Regions from separate parts of the Homo sapiens genome. Here region 2 is linked to region 1. The links are chromatin loops, found by intact Hi-C in ENCODE. Cell type or tissue: HepG2. All regions are shown on one strand. Each heading gives the region's core, and the rest is flanking DNA. Links, peaks and the distances in the headings are about the cores only.

Region 1 (2,904 bases), core at 201-2,700:
TAGAATATATTAGGCAAAGACTTTTACTTGTTTCTTTTTCAGTTTAAGGATCTGCTGTTCTACTTTTGCAATTTCTCGATCTACACGATCCATACTCTGTATTAACTCTTCCTTTGAAAGTTTTGAAGGTGAAGCATTTTGATCATCTCCACACGGTTGCCCCAGAATTGGAGAGGATGGAGCTTCATGTTTGCCTCCAAATGCTGGAACCTTTAGAGAATAAAACCAAGAAAAACAATGCATTTCTCACTAATAGAGTCCAGATTGCCTTAAATGAAAAAGTCAGTTTTAAACCACAGCAGAGCCATGTGTACTAAGAAAAGCAATTCTGTCAAGAAATAAAAATAGACTTTGGGTATGGTTAAAGTATAAATCTTATGTTTACAAAATACTGTGATTTCCAGAAATCACTGTATTAGGAATGTGCAATAACATACAAATAAAAGCCATTTTTAAACACATACATACACACACACACACACACACACACACACAAAGAATAAAACCATAAAACTCTGTATTTTAAACTTCCAGCACATCTCAATACAGACCAGCCACATTCCAGGGGCTCAGTGGTCCCAATGGTCAGTGGCTGCCACATTGAAGTGAAGCTCTGAGTGCTGAACCACACCCCCCACCCTCCATTCCCTTTCAGAGGCAAGGGAGTACCCCATCCTTGCAACATCTGAAAATGGTAACCTGAGAGAGCAGTGGGCTGCAAGCAGGAAGTGTCCACGGGTGGATTACTACTTCCCATCTGCTGGTTGGTAGAGTTAGGGGGAATCCTGTTTTACAGAGCAGACACTGATCAAAGGATGATTGTGCCCAGAAGAAGGAAACCCCATGTCTTCAGGTGTGTCCATGGGCTTGATCAAAGTTTAGATATGCAGTGAATAGATTAAAGGCAAACTTATTTTGCTGTTGGTCCTAATGATCAGGCTGTGGTGTGTTTCCTCTTGTGGTATGGGGAACTGTGTGCATTTAAGCACCAATCACATGCATACCTGCCATTTCTGTATTACTCAACACCATCTAACAAGAGATCAAACTTTTTAAAGGAGGGGGAAAAATCAGTATTTGTAGGGTGCCTACTGTTTGCCAGGTAACTTTTAATCCTCCTCCTAAATTCACAGTCAATCGTGCAGCCTACAGGTGTCCTCTCTCCACAGGTAGAAGCAATGCCAGTTCTTCACCTGGATGCTTCAGTCTCTTACCCAAACCCAGTGCATGCTGGGATTATAGTCCGCAGCCCTAGAACCAACAGGCTGGGAGTAGAACAGATACTACAACTCCGAACATTCCGTACGAAGGTCCCGCTTTCCAAATCACACTTCCATGCGTCCAGTGCAGTTCTGCCTTGCTGAGGGAAGCGTGGGTGTTCCCAAACCTCTCCTGCCTGCGAGGAGACAGCGGGGCCAGGGCATCTGGTCTCACCTTGTAATTGTGACACTGTGTCTCCTCGAAGCTTCCCGCTCAAAGCTTGATTTTCTGCAGGCCGGCAAGGACCCCAGAGACTCTCACAGCCTCCTCAGGGTTGCCATGATAATGTTGATCCTCCAGTATGTGGGCGCACACGGCCCCTTTCTTCTGCCCCACCCCTCCCCTCAGCCCCGCCCCTTCCTTCTCGCCCCGCCCCTTGTCACGCCCTTCGAGCATGCGCCGTGTAGCCTTCTCCGTAGAGGTGGGGCTATCAGCCCGTGGACCTGGTAGCTGCAGGCTTTCTTTGTATCCTACTCGGGAAGCTCCCTCATAGTGTCTGAAACCGTCATTTCACTGCCAGAAGTGAATATACACGGTCCTAGTAACCTGGCACTTGCCTTTCCAAAGTCACCTTTCCCTCGGACTCTCCGTGCTGCCACGAATCCTCTGCACCCCAGGAGCACCCCGGTCTGGCTGCGCCCCCCACACCTGGGTCAGGCCTCTCACAGGGACGCCCCAGCCGCTGTAATAAAGTCACATGAGAAAGGCCTGTGACGTTATTAGGAGAAAACGTCACAGGGGAAAGGCCTGAACACTGCTCCATCCAGTCAAGAAGCAGCCACAAGGAAGGGACCCCCTAAGCTGCTTTTGGGGCCACATCCACCACTGACCCCCACCCAGGCTGGTTCCCAGGTCTTGGGGTCCTAGTGATAAGGAAGGGAACTGCTGGAAGGGAAGAGCGTGGTCCCTTCAAATGATACGGAAGGGGGAAGGGAAGTATGGGTTAGAGGAGGGCATGGTCCCTGGCTAGGGCTCCACCCCCACGGACCTAGGTGAGGACAGGCATTTTTGTTTTCTTGCCCAAATGTTGCATTTCCCAAGACCACCGTGGCCTGCCACGCCCCCATCTTGTGCCTATAAAAACCCTGAGGCCCTAACAGGCAGACACACAGGTCCTCTGGACGTCCTCTGGGCATAGAGGGGAGTACTCTGTGGAAGAGCACAGGATAGACTCCAGCAGACCAGCAGGCTATCCACCGGCAGAAGGAGGTGAAGTTTGGCCAGAGAGCCAGGCCCCCCGGGCGCCCAATTCCAGGGGAAAACCATCTCCTTTCTGCCTCCCCCATCTGTTCAGAGCTACTTCCACTCAATAAAACCTCGCGCTTATTCTCCAAGCCCACATGTGATCCAATTCTTCCAGTACACCAAGGCAAGAACCCCAGGATACATAAAGCCCTCTGTCCTTCCAATAAAGCAGGGGTCTAATTGAGATGACTAACACAAGTCGCCTACGGACAGCTAAACTAAGAGCTGTAACACACGTCCACTGGGGCTTCAGCTGTAAACATTCACCCCTAGATCACTGCCATGGGGTCAGAGCCCCATAGCCTGCCCCTCTGTATGCTCCCCTAGAGGTCTGAGCAGCAGGGCACTGAAGAAGCAAGTTACACCCCCATCGCACGCCCTGCAAAAGGGACAAGTGAA
Region 2 (2,904 bases), core at 258-2,757, 110 kb before region 1:
CTGAGCGGCCTCTCTCCTAGGACCAAGATGAACACACTGCAGCCGAGGACAAGAGCCCCATAGGAGCTCTTTGTCCGACAGGAGAGCAGAGGTCCCACGTCAGAGAAGATGCTTGTATCTTTTCACGGCTCTTCTCTGAGAAATGAAGCCACACCACGCTACGGTCTGCAAGAGGAAGCCGGGAATGGGAGATGGCAACAATCCCTGTCACTGGAACGCTGGCCTCTCTGGAAAAGCCACGCTTTTGGAACCCCTCCCCTTATGCCCATGGAGGTGGCACGGTGCTATACGCTGCCTGGGCTCCGGCCTCTGCTCTCTCCTCCCTCTCGCTCTGCCTCCCCTGTTTCTCAGGGGCCTGGATGCCTCTCGCTCTCGCCAAATGTCTTCAGCAAAGATGACTTCCCAGTCCGTCAGGGAGACACTACCTGGAGATCCGTGTCATGACTGTTTCTCTCTCCAAACGTGTTTCTGCTGGATTGGGCAGGTCTCATGACCCTGGAGCTCTTGACTTCCATACATGTCTCAGGCAGGGAAGCTTCCTTCTTCTCCACGTTTCCCCTCATGGGTGGGTGGATTGCCTAGAAAGAGCGCTAGGCGACCGTGACTGGCCTTGTCTTCCAGGACAGGTGGTGTCGCATTTCCTCTGCGCTTCCTGTCTCATTCTTGAGGGACATCCTCTTCTCTGCTCCTGGGTGGACTGACTCCCATGACCTTCTGTCCGAAACGAATGTCAGGGAACCAAAGGGACTGGGCTGGGGCTGGGGCTGGGGCTGAGTGTAGCCGAAGTTCCGTCAGGGCTACCAGGGTGGTGGAGGGTTAGAGGTGGGGCGAATTTTGCAGAAACCTCTTTGCTCCTCTGCTAGGCATTTGAAAACATGGCTTGGGTCAGGCACACGCCCCCTGCCACCCCCCGGGTCCCAGGTGTTCTTCGATTTTCCTTGGCATTGTGGGAAAGTTCACTCGTTCCACCCTTCCACCGGCACATGCCTGGACACCACCGTTTCTTTCGCCATCGCTCCGTATGCCTCCGGTGACACACATTCACACCATCTGCTGTGGGATACGCCAGTGCCACGCGTGGTCACATGGTCTCCACATCGGATTTGCCCTGGTTCCTGCCTGCAAGTGTCCTGTAAAGCATGGTGGGCTTTCCGGAGCACCAGGGCTTTTAGAAGCTGGGCAGGCCACTGCTCTTTCAAAGGAGGAGGGAGGCAGAGGGCTGATGGATCAGTGAATTTGCAGCTGACACTAGGCCTTGAGACCTATGGGATCATTCTGTGCTGCAGCGAGGCCCTGCCTGCCTCACCAGATGTGGCGAGCCCATCCTATCTCACTCGGAGTGGGCCAAAATGGGATCTGAAGGGGAGTCCTGAGAACACAGCAGGCGTCCTGAAGCTCCCCCTTCCTCCCAAGGTGGAAGTCAGCTCAAGGAGGTCCTGGGGACAGGACACCTGGGGGTTTGGCCCTGGGACAGGACAAGACACCCGCGGTCGCCTCTCCCACGCCGCCCCAAACTGGAGCCCGGATCCAGCCGCTGCGCAGCGGTGGCATTATTTAAAGAGGACGCAGCCTGCCTGCCAGGAGCGGAGAGCGAGTCGGCCCAGCCAATGCGCATGCGTGAGGTGCGAGCGGCTTCTCCCGTCACAGTGCTTCCCACAGTTGTCTTAGAAACCAGTCTCTGAGGCTCGGCAAAGCAGGAGCCCTCTGTGCCAGTGCTTGTGTGTCGGGGCTCTGAGGCTCCGGCCTGACCTCTCCACGGGGTCGACGGGAAGGTTTCCGGATGCCAGGAGTCGCAAAGGGCCGACCAGGATGAGGAAACCCCAGGCGGAGTCCTGGGGAAGCAGCACGGCATCCCAGCCTCAGGCCTGCCGGGATGGTGTTGGTTGGGTTGAGTCTCCCCAAAAGTCGTGCCGCCGTCAGAGATCTCGAAGACAGGTTGGAATGCGTGCCCCTAGGGTGCTCTCTCACCAGAGGGTCGACAGCAGAACCCCGCAGCCTCAGGGGTTGCCTGGGGGTGTGTGTTTTCATGCCTCTGCTGTATGACTCTGTGTGTGTGTCTGTGTGTGTGTGTGTGTGTGTGTGTGTGTGTATCTGTGTGTCTGTGTGTGTGTCTCCCATTCTCTCTTCTCTCTCTGTCTCTCAATCTCTGTGAGTTTCTTTCCCTCTCTCTGTGGGTTTGTGTGTGTGTGCCCGTGTCCATGTGTGTCTTTGGCCGAATGTGCCCTGTGTGCCACAAAGCGGTTTCTCGCATGGCGGCCTGTCTTTGGTGAGCCTCTTTCTGCATCTTTGCCTGGGTCATGAGGCCGGTTGTCAATCGTTTTCGCGGCCGCGGATCCGCTTTGGGTGTGTGAAGGCCTGGCCCACGTGAGGAGATGCGTCGGTCCTGGAGCAATTGAAATCTCATCCTCATCCTGAGCAGCCTCTTTTCTAGCATCAAGATGAAAACACTGCAGCTGAGGACAAGAGCCCCACAGGAGCTCTTTGTCCCACAGGAGAGCAGCGGACCCACGTCAGAGAAGATGCTTGTATCTTTTCACGGCTCTTCTCTGAGAAATGAAGCCATAGCACGATACAGTCTGCAAGAGGAAGCCGGGAATGGGAGATGGCAACAATCCCTGTCACTGGATCGCTGGTTTCTCTGGACAAGCCACGCTTTTGGATCCCCTCCCCTTATGCCTGTGGCGGTGGCACCGTGCTGTTTCCTGCCTGGGCTCCGGCCTCTGCTCTCTCCTTCTTCTTGCTCTGTCCTGCCTCTGCTCTGTCCTCCCTCTTGCTCCTTCTGCTCTGTCCTCCCTCTTGCTCTGTCTCCCCTGTCCTAGATGCCTCTCTCTCTGGCCACATGTCTTCCCTGTCCATCAGGGACTTCCCAGTCCGTGACTTCCCAGTCTGTCAGGGAGACATTTC

Evidence for each region. Peaks named below come from ENCODE experiments on the same cell type or tissue, not always from the same donor. Only the 100,000 strongest peaks of a DNase experiment are listed, where the experiment ranks them.
Region 2: a loop joins it to region 1, with 9 times the contacts of the local background. A loop is called at or near these places in 3 of 110 quality-filtered maps.

What each region holds. Positions count from the first base shown.
Region 1 is chr20:25,749,869-25,752,772 of GRCh38, reverse strand. LOC105372582 (a long non-coding RNA gene) reads right to left here and starts at 1,565. Exons shown (of 2, transcript NR_135006.1): 1 at 1,435-1,565; 2 at 1-210. RefSeq lists an enhancer at 1,696-1,925. In HepG2, for the core only: no CTCF peak of the experiment used is centred there; a DNase peak (open chromatin) is centred at 1,692; H3K4me3 peaks cover 1,159 bases.
Region 2 is chr20:25,864,577-25,867,480 of GRCh38, reverse strand. No RefSeq gene overlaps it. Among named protein-coding and RNA genes, the nearest start is that of FAM182B, 70 kb to the right of the region's middle. In HepG2, for the core only: no CTCF peak of the experiment used is centred there; a DNase peak (open chromatin) is centred at 1,610; H3K4me3 peaks cover 689 bases; H3K27me3 peaks cover 2,500 bases.